Regions from separate parts of the Homo sapiens genome. Here regions 1 and 3 are each linked to region 2. A link is a loop called in an ENCODE intact Hi-C map of the cell type or tissue named here. Cell type or tissue: endothelial cell of umbilical vein. All regions are shown on one strand. Each heading gives the region's core, and the rest is flanking DNA. Links, peaks and the distances in the headings are about the cores only.

Region 1 (6,116 bases), core at 1,505-4,004, 68 kb after region 2:
ACAGGTATGCAGAGCTGGCACTAGAGAACCGTGGCCCAACCTATATCCTGCTCATCCTGGATCACTGCTGGTGCAGGGAGGGAGAGAGACAATGAACTGTTAGATGACAAGGCAGACAGTGCCTGTCTGTCAGTTTCCTCTGCATTTGTAACTGTGGGTGGGTTATTATTGGAATAGAGTAAGATCAACTGATATAAAAAAATAAGAATGCCTCTTTTTCCTTTGTAGGCAAACCAGTTTGAAGGGTTCAGTAAATGATCCCTGTTTTTGTACCTGCAGCCCATGAGCATGGTGAAAGAGATCAATGTTTTCCTAGGGGAGTGTGCAGATACTGCAAAAGTTTCCAGCTGAAGCAGAATGTTACATTGAAAGGTCTTGGGCAGCAGCCCATGTGTGGCCAGTGAGGTTGCATGCTGCCCTGGTGCTGACTAGGCAGGGGAGCATGCGAACATCACCATATCCAGAATTACCCTGGAGGGTCTTGGGAAATGGGCCACTCTAGGCTGACATTTCATCCAGACCTTCCCTATTTTCAGCCATGTTCCCCTTGGAGTATAAACACTGGCTAGACAAATAAGAGAAAAGATGTGACAGTGTGGGGTCAAGGTCTAGGTCTTGCTATTGCTGTAATTTGTTAGTTTTCCAATAAATTAAATCCCTAAGTAGATCAAAGTTATAAGACTGTTATAAGACTGTGCCTAGCATAGTGCCCAGGATACTGTTCTACCACTAATAATAGGGCAATACAACACATTGTGCTTGCTATTTATAGGCCACTCTTCTGAGTTCGTTACAAGTAGTAATTCATTTAATCCTCATCATAAATTATATTCAATATATATGATTCCCACTTCACAGATGGCGAAATTAAGCCCCAGAGTGGCTATTTTGTCTGTGGTCATGCAGCTAGTGTGAGGCAGAGCTTTGAGAATCCGGGCAGCCTGGCTTTAGAGTGCCCTTAGAACTACTGCACTATTCTGTTTTGCTTACTCAATATGGAATGGATGGGAGGAAGGTGAAATAGGGGCTTATATGACCTACTGAGCTTGATGTCTTTGATCCTATGTGCCACCAGAAACTTAGTGGTTGTGAGTCCACTACTTGTGCTAGAAAGATCAGGGATTTCCTTCCCTCCCACACTCAAAACTAAAATAAATGAATGGAAGGTTCAACTCAGGATTGTCATTAGAGTGTTTGGGGAAAATGTTACCAGGTTCCTGTTAACTACAACCAACACTGTGTAGATAAATACTATATGTTTCCTGATGTTAATGTTTGGCTTTGAGATAATAGTGGTAAATCAGCAAATTCAGGATCATATTTTGTTTGTTTTAGAAGTGCAGACAGGATCTAATCAATTTTTCTTGTTATATCTTCTTACAGAAATCCATTCAGAATGGTCAAGCTTCTTGAAATAGAATATATGCACATAAACTTTAAACAATATTATAATTGGGTCTGAGCTATTTTGAATTTTGGAATCCAGTTTGTCATAATTGGATCTTCAAATTAAAGCTCTGGGCAAGTATTTAGATATTAAAATATTAAAAGCATAACATGACCTGGTCATTCTTCATTTAGTGGTATTTGGGTTCCATTACTGAAATATATCCCATAGGGTATGGCCTAGTAGTAAAGCTACAGAGTTCTAGAATCAAATACTTTAAGTTGGAAATCTGTTGGGTTTCCAATACTTGCAGGCTGTAATACTTGTAGTACTGAAATACTTGTAGGCTGTGTGTCCTGAGGCAAACTACTTAACCTCTCTGTGCTTCTGTCTTTTCATGTGTAAAATGGGGCTAATGTAGTCCATGATCATGAGGTGATCCATGTAATGAGCTCTTAGTACAATGCCTGATACATTGTAAGTACTCAGTAAATGTTAGTTAAAATGAAGAAATAAACATACATTGTGCAATTCTAATTTACAATGAACAAAAATTTCATTCAGTAAAAATATTTATTATCAGAAAAAGGTCAAACTCTAGCTCTTTCACAGAATGCTAATTCATGAGATTTTAAATTTGTATTTTGATTATATGATTAATGATTAATGGTAGATGCCGTGTCAGACATACTATATGTAAAAGACCCTTCCCCTGATTCCACACATATAATCTGAGCATATCTCCTCTACAGTAAACACAATAACTGTGGCTTGAAAATAGCACTGAGTAAGGTGACATTATTTTTTCCTGGCAGTTTCACTCCTGTAGTCATCTTATAACTTTGAAGCAGATTAATCCATTAAAAGGTGTACTCCTAGTGTTTAATAATTGCCAGTAAAGTCTAATCAGATAGCAACCGCTACAGAAGAGCCTTCAAGAAATACTATAAGATAATTAAAACATAAAGGTTATGCAAAAGTAGCAAATCAATAGAGACAGTAAACATGGTTTATCAACAGTCCTGAGAACATTTTTTCAATTCTAAAATGTAAATGGACTTGGGATAGAGCACACGCTAGGATGATAGATAGGATCCCGGTAACAGTTTAATTAACTCCAGTTTCCTGTACGTTAAAGGTTGCCTCAACCCACTGGTTCATGTAACAAACTCTCTTAGGATTTCCTTAGCCGCTGTCTGATATGAAGACCAGGCAGCCTTCCTTCCTTACAGGGTTAAGTTTTGCCCTCCTCCTCTGGAGGCTTTATCAAAACACAACCCTCTGTTTTCTCTATAAATACACAGATATTTTTAATTTCAGCTAAAATGGTTTGACTTTGTAATCAAGGTAAAAGAAACACACACACACTGCCTAAGTAATGAGAAGAGTTTGCTGGGAAGAGTTGTGTAATTAAAATTACATATTAAAATTCACGTGCAGTGTGTGTAGAATTTTAGAAAAACCATGGCAGCTCTCCAGATGACTCATTTGCTGTTTTAATTCTTCTGTAATGTAGGCGATTTTATAATTAGCCACAGAATTGTGCCACTTGGTTAGTTCACAGTGAAAAGAATAATAAAGAATATTTACTATTAAATGATATTAAAACTGCTACTCTGAGCAGCCCTGGTAAGAAGTAGACATTTACTGTTCCTAGCTAGCCATTATAAATGGAATATAGCCAGTGCTTTGCTTGCAATAGTTAAACCTATTGGGCGAGATGAGGGTAAGCTTCATTTGAAGAATTGCAATATTTCTCAAAAATGACTGTGAGGGTCAAGTGTTAAAAGAAAAATTCTTTTTCCAACTGGGTGGAATTAGGTTTCATGCAATTAACTTTATCATTAGTAAATAAAAGAGTCACTTAACCTCTGCCCTTGCAGAAGTTCTTGATATTTTGCTTAGTAAAGGGCAAGAAACCTGTTATGGCTTATTTATTCACTTCGTTAAAAGGTTATTCTTAAATATTGTGATCTAGAAACACATAATACATAATGTTTGTTAATAAAGATATATTTACTACACCATTTAAAGAAGCTGGCTATTATATACTGCTCATTAGTGCTGTGAACGGGAAACCTTTTTCTGTTGTTCCCATGGGAAAGGTTATCGAGCTGTCAGTAAAGGGCTCATTTTCTTTAAATTAAAAATCACGGAAGAATCTTGTGTAGAGGATATTAAAAGCAAGTGTAGTCATGCTGTCTTATTGCAAGATGAGCTAGAGGTAAGTATGTGGTTTAATGCTTTTGAAATGAAAGTTAGAAATGCCGGCTACCTGTGATTTTGAAAATTTCTCTCTCTTCCAACAGTTAGGATTTTCATCCTGAAGCAGAAATCTAAGCTTGTTCTTCTAACAATGATTTAGAGGAAGAAATTTAACACCCCCTGCTTGCAACATCCATTTTTCAATAAATCTATACTTTCTCTGCCCTCCTCCGTGTTATCAGTCATCCACATCCCAGAGGAAATGCTTCAGGCTTGGGGTTAAATTAAGGTCCTATCTCTAGTGATTGTCTAGAATGCTGTCTACATTCTCAAACAAACTTATCTGCATTATATACAGCCATAAATACTTCCTGCCAAGTGGAGACGCTGGTTTTGTTTTGTTTTTGTTTTTCCATTGATGTTAATGGAGAGAGTACTACTTGCTAGTTGAAAATTAAAAGAAAAGCAACAATTGTATTTTATTATGAATTGAAAGTAGGTTGAATCTCAATCAGTATAGTTCTGTGATGCTGAACTTAACATGGGACATGGATGTCCTATATTCTTTCTTGAAAAAAATTGATCTAATGAGATACATTGTCTTTATATTTCTCAAAATAATATTTCAAGTTAAACTACTTCATACCACCTTTCTTTGACAGTTCAGTGATACTTTTTCAGCTCTTTTGGGATAAATATAGCATCTGAAAAGAATAAGCATTTTACAACCTCTTGCTTAATAAATAAAAAATAGAAAAACATTCTACATAAATTAGTTTTACTAAATAGAAAAATTATCTCAGATATCAGGGTTAGTCAAGGTCAAAGATAATCAAATTTTCTGATAAAAACATTAAACAAACATATGACATACCACAACACACACACATACACACATAAAATATCAATATTTGCTTTATCAAATATAGTGGGAGATAAATAGGCCATCAGTATGACTAAGAGCTAAACAAAACCCAATGTATAAAATGAGAGAGTTTCCATAATAATTTGCTGTAAAATCTTTGAGTCGAGTGATAGAGGAAGGCATCACAGAAATATCTGTGTGGGAGGAGGGTAGCTTATTCTAATTCACCAGCAAATCATAGCAAAGTGGAGAGAGAGGGATACTTTATATTGTATGTTCAGGCAGGAAATTCATGTGCTCATTCATCCAGTAAATATGCATTGGATATACATGCCAGGCACAGTTCTAGGCACTGGGGATATGAGTTAACAAAGCAAAGTCCCTGTCATCATGGAGCTTACATTCTAGTGGGAAAAACAGACCAATGAATATACAAATATAAAAATATATGTGTTTTTATAAATATATGTTTTTATAAATAAATCTGGATTGTGGTAATTCTGAATATTACAGTGTCAAGGTTTATAATATTAAAATTCTGTGTTCTACAATTATTTTTCTGCAGTTTTTAAAGTCTTGGTTTTATGTTTCCCTAGTTGTGTATATCCATTTCTCTATTCTCTTTCTTTTTTTTTTTTTTGAGACACAGTTTCACTCTTGTTGCCCGGGCTGGAGTGTGGTGGCAGTAATCTTGGCTCACTGCAACCCCTGCCTCCCGGGTTCAAGTGATTCTCCTGCCTCCGCCTCCCAAGTAGCTGGGATTACAGGCATGCACCACCATGCCCGGCTAATTTTGTATTTTTAGTAGAGACGGGGTTTCACTATGTTGGTCAGACTGGTCTTGAACTCCAGACCTCAGGTAGTCAGCCCGCCTCAGCCTCCCAAAGTGCTGGGATAACAGGTGTAAGCCACCACGTCTGGCCGATTTCTCTATTCTTAAGGTCTTTGTTTTCATATATTTTTCAAAAAACCGTATTTTATATCCAGGCATTTTTTACAAGAATTAGGGGAGGCCAAGGCGGGTGGATCACCTGAGGTAGGGAGTTCAAGACCAGCCTGGCCAACATGGTGAAACCCTGTCTCTACTAAAAATACAAAAATTAGCTGGGTGTGGTGACACACGACTGGAATCCCAGCTACTCGGGAGGCTGAGGCAGGAGAATTGCTTGAACCCGGGAGGCGGAGGTTGCAGTGAACCAAGATCGCGTCACTGCACTCCAGCCCGGGCGACAGAGCAAGACTCTGTCTCAAAAAAAAAAAAAAAAGAAAAGAAATGGGGATGGTTATTGCCTGAATTTTTGCATCCACCAGAATGCCTATTTTGTGTACATTCAGTCAAGTTTCAATAGGGAAACACAAGATTACTCTAGGCATTTCAAGAAGGGAGGAATTTGAGGAAGGCAGAGGTTTACTGAACAGTTCAAAGAGCTGACGTAGTGAAAGTCAGCACAGCTGACATTCAGGAAATCAGAAAGGATAACCATTACAGATGATCTAAGGGACCTCTGGCACTCAAATAGTTGCCTTCCAGGAGGATGCCTAGAAACTGCTATTTGCCAAAGCCTCTATTCTTGCCTGCTGCCAGCACCAAGCCATGATAGCTTCTGCAGTTTTTTGCCTTCTAAATCTGTGCAAGTTCCTCTCATTGGTAAAATCCAA
Region 2 (6,116 bases), core at 2,590-5,089:
GAAGTATCATGTCATAAGACATGATTGAGCAGACTCTTTCCAATTTGGCATTTTAACTTATGTATGCGTGTATTATATATCACTTACATATACAGAAAAGACATAAAATGTCAGAGTTAAGATAGCGCTCCATTTCACAATGTGTGTGTGTGTATGCGTGTGTGACAGCACATGCATTTATATTCTGCATTTTGAGTCCCACTAATAAACAGGAAGCCGGTAGTGAACCCTAGTTTTTTTTTTTTTTTCTAAGGTCCTTGGGAAAGGAAACACTTGGTGGTGGCTTTTACATGGGCAAATGTTCATCAACTGCCGCCTCAAATTAGTTTTGCTTGTCACTTTCTTTATTCACAGGATCCTGTGACAGCCAAGGAAGGTTACAGTGCTGCCGTTGCTGTGCTATTTGGAGGGTCCCTTTGGGAGCTGAGAGGCTGGTCACTTTTGTCTTTTCACATTCCATTTTCTCTTTTTGTCTTTGAGGCTGATTTGGCTGGTATGAAGATGGCTCCGACAGCAGGCTCACTGCCTATGTAAAAGCCCCATGTACCCAACCTCACAATTTCAGATTTGCCTTGCTTATGGAAAACACATTGTAAATAGGTGTAGTTCTTTTTTCCCAGCTTACTGCGGTGGGAGACCATGGGTTAACACTTACGAAAAGATTTTGCATGTGACCTCTCTGATTAGCTATGGAAAACAAAATCCAATTAAAGCAGCACCCCCTCCCCCATATAAACCCTACCAATCTTGCACCTTCCCTTAGCACTCCTTCACACCGTTCTTTTCCTGCTGGTATTGCTCAGCTATTTTAAATATTGTTGGTTATTGACTGAATTACAGATATTTCTATATCTTTATCTGTATCTATAAATCTTCATATATTTTATCTGGCTCATCCTATGAAAGAATATTTAATAGCTGTTATCTCTATTCTGGCCCCAAAAGAATGTGTTCTTGAGAATTGGACAAATGTGCAAAATCCTATGAGACACACCAAATAAGAGTACATAATAAAACCTCTCCTTTTTTTTCAGTCTTGGTGAGATTTCCCCATATTAGTCTTCTTTGTGGATATCAAGTGCAGATACTTTTTGTAGACATACAACCAAATGTTTCTCATTGCCTCTCCACCTTCTTTTTAAAATAAACTCACTTTACTTGTTGAATTGAGCACAGTCATTGTGTGGCCTTGTATCTAATGCATATCCTTTTTCCTTCCAGTTGAGAGCCTGCACAATACTTAGTGCTGCCAATAAGGGGAAAGTGACTGTTTTGCAAAATAATCAAATTGGATTATCCAGTGTGTAAATAGGCACTCAGTCTTTTTTTCCCATGTAAATCAGGAAAAGCAATTTGTTTTTGCAGAAAAAAACCTGCAACGCTGCTCACGGCTCCCCCATCTTGGCTGGCATTGGGAGTTCATTATAGGTGAGGAAAAAGAATTTGTTAGCACCCATACAGCTGAAGACAGTAATTAACTAATTTGCTTCCATTTTTCTGCAGTTTAAACATAGGTATTATGAAAAATATTCTGTTGAGTGACTTGAAATCTTGTGATTCATATTAAGATAATAACATGAGCTGGGTTACTAGATTCTTAAAGATCCATTAAAAAAACTATATGCAAATTTGCCCAATAATTTATTATTTGTGTGTAGTTAGAATCAGATTTGTGCATCACAAGGATGAATTAAACCTTGGTTTCTTTCAGGAAACAGTGGGTCAGGGTTGCCATGGTGTAAATTGGCATCATTTGAAATGAAAAGCCATATCACTTCATTTGTGCATTGAAGAAAATTGCTAATTTTTAAGAACTGTTTTCATCTTATGAGAGTAAATCAGAAATGTGGTTAAAATTAATATTAGCAATTTAATAGTCTTGGACACCCATACTGATTAGGGCTCCTTTAATGATTGCTAAGAAAGTGGAATTATAAAATAGTAGAATTAAAAGGAATCTTAGCAGTTATTTTGACCTGTGAAGCAGTCAAACTCAGAATTATAGTTTAGAGTGCTGTGTAGTTCTTGGACAAAAGAATTCAGGTTTGCTTCATTTTAGTTTAGGGCCTACTCCACTCACTGTAGTGAGAAAGAGATGAGGCATAAAATAGCCACCTATTGAAAGAGATGATATCCAGAACTGCTAGATACTATATGATATAAGTTTATAAGGTTTAGGGTTTAGTTTAAAATGTATAATGAGCATACATAGGTATGACTCATGCTTATTGTCACCTGTTTTCTCTTTTAACAGTATCAAAGGTAGACATTTTTTTCTTTTTATTCTTGCCTTCCATTAGCCCAGTTGCAAGTCCTGAACAATGAAACACTGGAAAATGAAAATTTGAAAAATATTAAGTTCTATTAGGGGGAAAGTTGTAGTCTCTAAGTAGGTGGTCTTGAAGAAGGAGAAGGAAGAGGAGAAGGAGGAGGAGGAGGAGAAAAAGGAGGAGAGGGATTAAAGAGAGTGAGTATTGGGGGCTGATATGTAGAAGACTAATCTTTGTATTCTCGTGTATCATATAAGCTACCTTGGTTAGGTTTTCTAATCTCCATTGCAGAGACTAATATAGATGGAACCCATGGCATCTGTAAAGTGATATTTGTAGATCTCCCTGAACTAGCAAGGGCAGCAATATTCTAGATGTGAGTGTGATTATGAATGTTTCTTGGCCACCTCTATCATTGCTGATCCTCACGTTTGATGTCTCAAGCAGTATTTGTAACCACAGATTATGACTGGTGCACACATTTCTAAGAAAGTGGTATTTGTGGATCTCCCTGAACCAGCAAGGGCAGCAAGCTCTCTGACGCAAACCACGGTGTCCCCATGCAGAATAAAGTAAGGACTGTTAAAATAAACAAACAAAAAACCAAACTGAGCAGACTGCCAATAAAAAGGCAAAAATCACATCTTCCCATAGTTTTAATTTATGAGGGCAAATTATAGGGGATAAACTAAAAATAAAAGACATTTAGTGAAGTATTTTGCATAATATTGTATTTGAAAGTGCAAATGGCATGCTTGTAAGGGAAGACAGAGGGGGAAAAAAAACTAGTAAAAGAGCATTGTGCTAAAGCCTGCAGGTAAATATTAGGCTTTAAGATGAAAAGCTACAATTTGGAAAAGTGTTATTGATTGGAATTTTCTCTGCAAGCATCATTTTAGGACGCATCTATAGGATTTATTCCATACAATAGAGGCTTGCAGTCACCGTGTCAGGATCCGCCTTGCTTGGGCATCAGACTTCAATTAGATAATGACCATGCCAGGGAGTGAATAGCCAGAGAGTCATTCATCTTCCTCTGTACGTGACATAGTGTAACGGGTGTTTCTGACGATCCGTGCACATTGAATTAGGTCATTGCTGAGTTTGTCGGCTTTGAGAGAGTCTGTGCATTTACATGTGATGATTTCACCCCCCTTTCCTTCCCTCTCCTTCCCCTCAAACAGCATCTATTGTTCTGGAGCCCATATTGTACTGGGATCTGAATTTATGTCCGTGGATTATAAGCAAGGGACACTACCACAGACCGTAATCAGCTCATTAGCATTCTGCTCATGTGAGCCAGTGTGAGTACAATTTTCGATGGCCTAATGTGACAGGTAATCATAAATTAGTATTTGCTTTAAAACAACAGCAGAGTACACAGCCTGCATGCTTAAGGAGAATGACTCAGTAAGTAGTACAGCTCTGTAATGAAGTGGGAGCTCATTAAACAGATGCTATCTACTTCACTGAGCTGCAGAGGCAGCAAACAAACCAAACGGAAATGTTTCAACAGAACACTGCAGTCAACCAGGACAAGTTCAGGTTCATTAGCTGTGGCACAATCTACAGGAATTACTCACAGTAATAATTAAACAGTTGCTTGCTAATTTATCATTTTACATTTGTTACTACATTTGCATAATGTGTCCCCCCATCTCTGGTTATATTAAAATGACCCTATCTGTGTGTGAAAAATGAAAACCATGTGGGTTTTTGTTTTGATTTGTTTTTTTGAAAGACTTATCAGAAGTAGCCTGTATTTGGCAGTTAGTTGGTAATAACCTTGTTGTTTACTTCAAATATTTAAGCTGTATCTTTATTATAATATTGGCATTGTGTCATTTTTAACAAGCAGCACTTAGGAGGCCATCCTGGGAGGAGATAAAGACCCAGACTTGTCCTTAAGCGACTAAGTGGCAAGCAGGATAAAATAGGAACTTAGCAGCCGACATAGCTAAATTAACCTGCTGTTGGGAAGAGCTTGGCATGCAACTCTGTAATTTCACTGTCCAAAAATAACAAAGCCATGGAGTGAGACTTAATGCAGAGCAGACGTCAGGAGTAGTTTTTCTGTAGATTCCTCAGGTTGTGTCGGGATGATCTGCTCTTCTTCAGAAACAAAGTCATGTGGTCTCTTTTTTGTGAAGCAGTTGCTTAAAGCCGATAAAATACCAAATTTCACCTTGGTTAGACAAGGATTTAGAGGGAACTGCTAAACACCATGGTGATTAGCATTAAAATGTCTATGAAGCCACAGGATTCAAGGGGTGGGGAGTGAGAAGGTTGTTGGGGGTAGACGTGAGGCTGGGAGAGCCAAATTAAAAGCAGAAGGAGAGAGACTGCTCCTTCTATATCGTGGCCATGTTTGGGTTGGTTGGTGATGCGGTGATAAATTATTCAGTGGAAGCAACACAGAACAAGGACAATTTTTTCAATTTTAATTAATTATCACTTATTGTTATTGATATGAATTCCCTTTATGATGTAAAATAAACCATTGAATGCTTTTTTTGTGTTCTCATTCTTTTGTTTCTCAGGGAACTTCAGTTTTAGCAGCAGCCTAGAAGTGTGTCTGGGGAAGTAAGGGTTATCTTGAAAAAGCTTTGGCTCTGTGGGCTCTGAGAGATAGAAACCTAGATGGAGGCAAACACCAAAGACAAATTTTACTTATTTGCTTATGTTTGGCCAAAGTTGGAGTTCAGCCAGGGATAGTACTCCTTTCTTCCCTCTTGATCTTGGTTGTGTCCCTTTGGAAACCTAGCGTTTCTAGCAGTGCAAACCGATGAGGTATTCTAAGGTTCTGAAATCTTTATGAGAGTGTATGTGGGTAGAATCTACCTTCTTATAGTGCACTGTGCGAGAATGTGAAGACATTCAGAAAACATTAGTGGCCAATTAAAAATGAAGATGTATAAACCGAGGAGAGACGTGAAGCACGTTATGTTTATGACAGAACACACAGGCAATGCAAACTGCCATTTAGTGTGTTGGCAAGGGCCATTAGAGCTTTCTCAGGAAATCAAAACATACGCCTTGTAAAGAGTTTTAGAATATGCATATTGCCTCTGTTTTGTCAGTAAATTTAGGGTAGTAGAATATTAATTTTTAAAAATGTTAAATAATTCACTGCAGTGGTCATTCGCATTTTATCTGTTTCAACAGCATCTTTTCCTTTCAGTAGTTGTTCCTCCCTTATCCAGGGAGGCTAGAAACCACATGGCCCCCTATCCCATGCCCCAGGAATGGGCATGGTACCCGGCCTGGCTATCACAGTACACCATTCCCCTGGCTACAGTGATTGAGTCAGGTACGGACATGTGACCCAACAGGCCCATTCGAACATTTCCTGAGAGTATTACTGGAGCTTTTGAAAGAGGGCTCCGTGTCATTGAGGACTGCTAGCTCTAGTGCTCTGAGCTGCCATGGGCTGTCTTTGACCCCAGGTCGAAAGAGCTTGTCAAAAAACAAATTCGATGCAGAGAAAAACTGAAAAGAGAGACAGAGAAATGAGTGAGCCAATATTTTCCCTGCTTGCTTAAGCCATTCTGTGACTATTTTCCAGTACTTTTAACTTGAAGACATACCTTTATTTTATGGTGGAAACTGAGGCCCAGTTGGTGAAATGCATAGTCTGTTTACTTGTACCCCAGTTTCCTTTTCTCTTGTACATAAATGAACATATTTTAGATTAGTTCTGTGATCTGATGAGTCCTTATAAGTAGTGATTGCTTACAATATTAAATAATATTTTTTAGTATTATAGTAATAATCAATAAAAATATCTATAGTACTAAACAAGATGTAGTGATTGAAGAAACATATTCTTGGGTTCATTGTGAGAAA
Region 3 (2,500 bases), core at 1-2,500, 110 kb before region 2:
CTTGAGGAATTGCCACACTATCTTCCACAATGGTTGAACTAATTTACACTCCCACCAACAGTGTAAAAGCATTCCTATTTCTCCATATCCTCACCAGCATCTGTTGTTTCCTGACTTTTTAATAATCACTATTCCAACTGGTGTGAGATGGTATCTCATTGTGGTTGTGATTTGCATTTCTCTAATGACCAGTGATGATGTGAGCCTTTTTTCTTGTGTTTCTGGGCCGCATAAATGTTTTCTTTTGAGAAGTGTCTGTTCATATCCACAGATGTGAGACTTTTCTAAAAGGGTTGCTGTCTGCCTAGGTTAGGAGAGAAGGGCACTAGCCTTACTATTTAGCAATTCAGGCCTCAGCTATCTGGCTGTCTCTCCCTCCACAAGTTTTTATTTTTCCTTCTGAGCTGTGAGTCAGGAACCTTGAGTCTGGATATTTTCTCTCTTGCCTTCTGCTCAGTCCTCCTCTTCTGGCCCCAGGAAAGGCTTACTGGGTCCAGTGTGGCACCATACTAAGGACTCGACCCTGGGTCCTTGATTATTACTGCAACAGAGAAATTAATATCTTCCATGGCTGTGCTCATCAACAGAAAGAAGCAGCACAAGCCGAGGCTCTGCCTCTGGCCTTCCAAATCACATGTGGGTGTGTCTACTTGGTAGAGACTGGGTCATGGAAGGAGCCCAAGCTATGCCAGTGCCTGGGAGCCCTAAGCTTTCCTGCCCTAATTGTCAGTGGAGTATATTCCAAAAGAGTTGGGCTGGAGTTGTAAGACAAACTCTACAATTGTTGCCACAGGGAGGAAAGTTAAAACATCTGTATATGCAGCATGGTTGGATAGAATTCTTATTGGAGGTTGAGGATGCAAGAAAGAGTAAGGTTTTAGAAAGCAGCTGCTATTTGCTCTCCTTTTAGTTTTTTTTTTTTTTTCTAAAAGGTGGCACTAATTAAATATTCATGAATATAACTTCTCCTTTGGACTACAGCAGGAGCAAATCTTACCCAAATTCAAATAGTGGAGATGACCTGGACCCTAATGAATAACTTTTACATTTATTTGCCTCAAACAGATGTTGATTAAGCAAAGTTTGATTCCACAAACATTTATGGTACATGTATTTAAGGCTCTCTGGTTGGTAATGAGAGGCTTTACGTTTCTTCAATTATTCTTATAAGGCCACTAGATTCTGCAGTCAGATAAGAAACTTATGGGAAAGAAACTATTATCAAAATTGCAGAGATGAGGAGGAAAAAAATAATACTCTAAGCAAATAGCATGTGTATAAGAGCTAACATAAGGGATTTGGCACGTTAGAGAGCAGGCAATGCTGCCATTCCAAGTTTCCATTGTTGTGCTTGTTGTGCTGTGTGAACTCCATGGTGATATCTCTTGAAGTCATCCCCACAATGACCCACAGCAGAAAGAGGAAATCTTTTCATTCTCTAGCATCTGACTCATGAAACTGAAATGTTATTGCCTTATTTGTGGCTCTCCTCTGCCAGGGAAGAGTCAGGCAGGTTCTTTGGGCTGTTTGCTTATGTCTAAATCGCCTGTTTTCTGGCACTTAGGAAAAACATTCTTTTGCTTCCGGTAACACTGGTCCTAAATGTATTTGCTCCACAACATGGTCGTCTTTGAGAAAGAGAGACTATTTGATTTGCTGAATGAAATGGCTGGGATGCTCATTGCATCTTGGCATACAGAGGCACATATTTTAATCCTGAATTATCCAGCCTCCTGAAACATAGCCATTGTGCCTGCCTGATCTATTTGATTCCACTCATATTAGTGCGGTTTTCTTGCACTTAGTTTATTCATCACTACATTGTAGAAAGGAGAGCGGAGAGATGATGCTGTTCAGTAAGGGAGGAACCAAACACAGATCTTAAGGGGATTATTCCATTCAGAACAGATTTTCAGGTCTAGTTGTTCTAAAAAAACAGTGGGGACAGTATACCATTTTAGAGGTACCATATGTAGTTTTCAATGGGCAGTCCCTCCACCCTGTGGCTGAAGCCCACTCTTTTTCTACGTGAGAGAGAATCTGAAATTTGGTGTCACAGATGACACCAGATGCATTCTTGCCCGTTGTAGGATTTTGCTACCTGTTTCTATCATCTTTATTTGTCACATGGGTTATTTTTGTGCCTGAAAATTCCCCATAAGACAAAGTTTTCCCATGTAGGAGAGATTCGCTGGTTTCGCCTCTTACGGATTTTGTGTTCTAGAAATCCTGGGAGTGGTTAACTTTTCTGTTTTGCTACTTTTTGCTTGTTCCTTGTGGTGCTGCTTTCCTGGTGCTTGAACTTCATGGTAGGTCTCTGGGTGTGTTTTACATCAGTGCCACATGATTTGAAGCCAAATCTGGCAAAGTCCAAGTAAGTGAAGAATTGGAGTTATAATCCCAACAATTCAGGAAGCAGAAAAATTGCCCTAATCTTTTAAAGTAAATACTTGGTTTCAAGGGGATGTGATTATTTTTGGTCAGTTTATACATTACTTTT

What was found. A loop is a pair of places that touch in the nucleus more often than their neighbours do. Peaks named below come from ENCODE experiments on the same cell type or tissue, not always from the same donor. Only the 100,000 strongest peaks of a DNase experiment are listed, where the experiment ranks them.
Region 1: it touches region 2 in a loop (7-fold over the local background); 7 of 110 quality-filtered maps call a loop at or near these places.
Region 3: a loop joins it to region 2, with 8 times the contacts of the local background. A loop is called at or near these places in 11 of 110 quality-filtered maps.

What each region holds. Positions count from the first base shown.
Region 1 is chr5:123,879,309-123,885,424 of GRCh38, forward strand. No RefSeq gene overlaps it. Among named protein-coding and RNA genes, the nearest start is that of CSNK1G3, 370 kb to the left of the region's middle. In endothelial cell of umbilical vein, for the core only: no CTCF peak of the experiment used is centred there; DNase peaks (open chromatin) are centred at 2,703 and 3,853; H3K27ac peaks cover 1,589 bases.
Region 2 is chr5:123,810,711-123,816,826 of GRCh38, forward strand. No RefSeq gene overlaps it. Among named protein-coding and RNA genes, the nearest start is that of CSNK1G3, 300 kb to the left of the region's middle. In endothelial cell of umbilical vein, for the core only: no CTCF peak of the experiment used is centred there; DNase peaks (open chromatin) are centred at 3,531, 4,011 and 4,141; H3K27ac peaks cover 792 bases.
Region 3 is chr5:123,699,378-123,701,877 of GRCh38, forward strand. No RefSeq gene overlaps it. Among named protein-coding and RNA genes, the nearest start is that of CSNK1G3, 190 kb to the left of the region's middle. In endothelial cell of umbilical vein, for the core only: no CTCF peak of the experiment used is centred there; a DNase peak (open chromatin) is centred at 1,384; H3K27ac peaks cover 2,215 bases.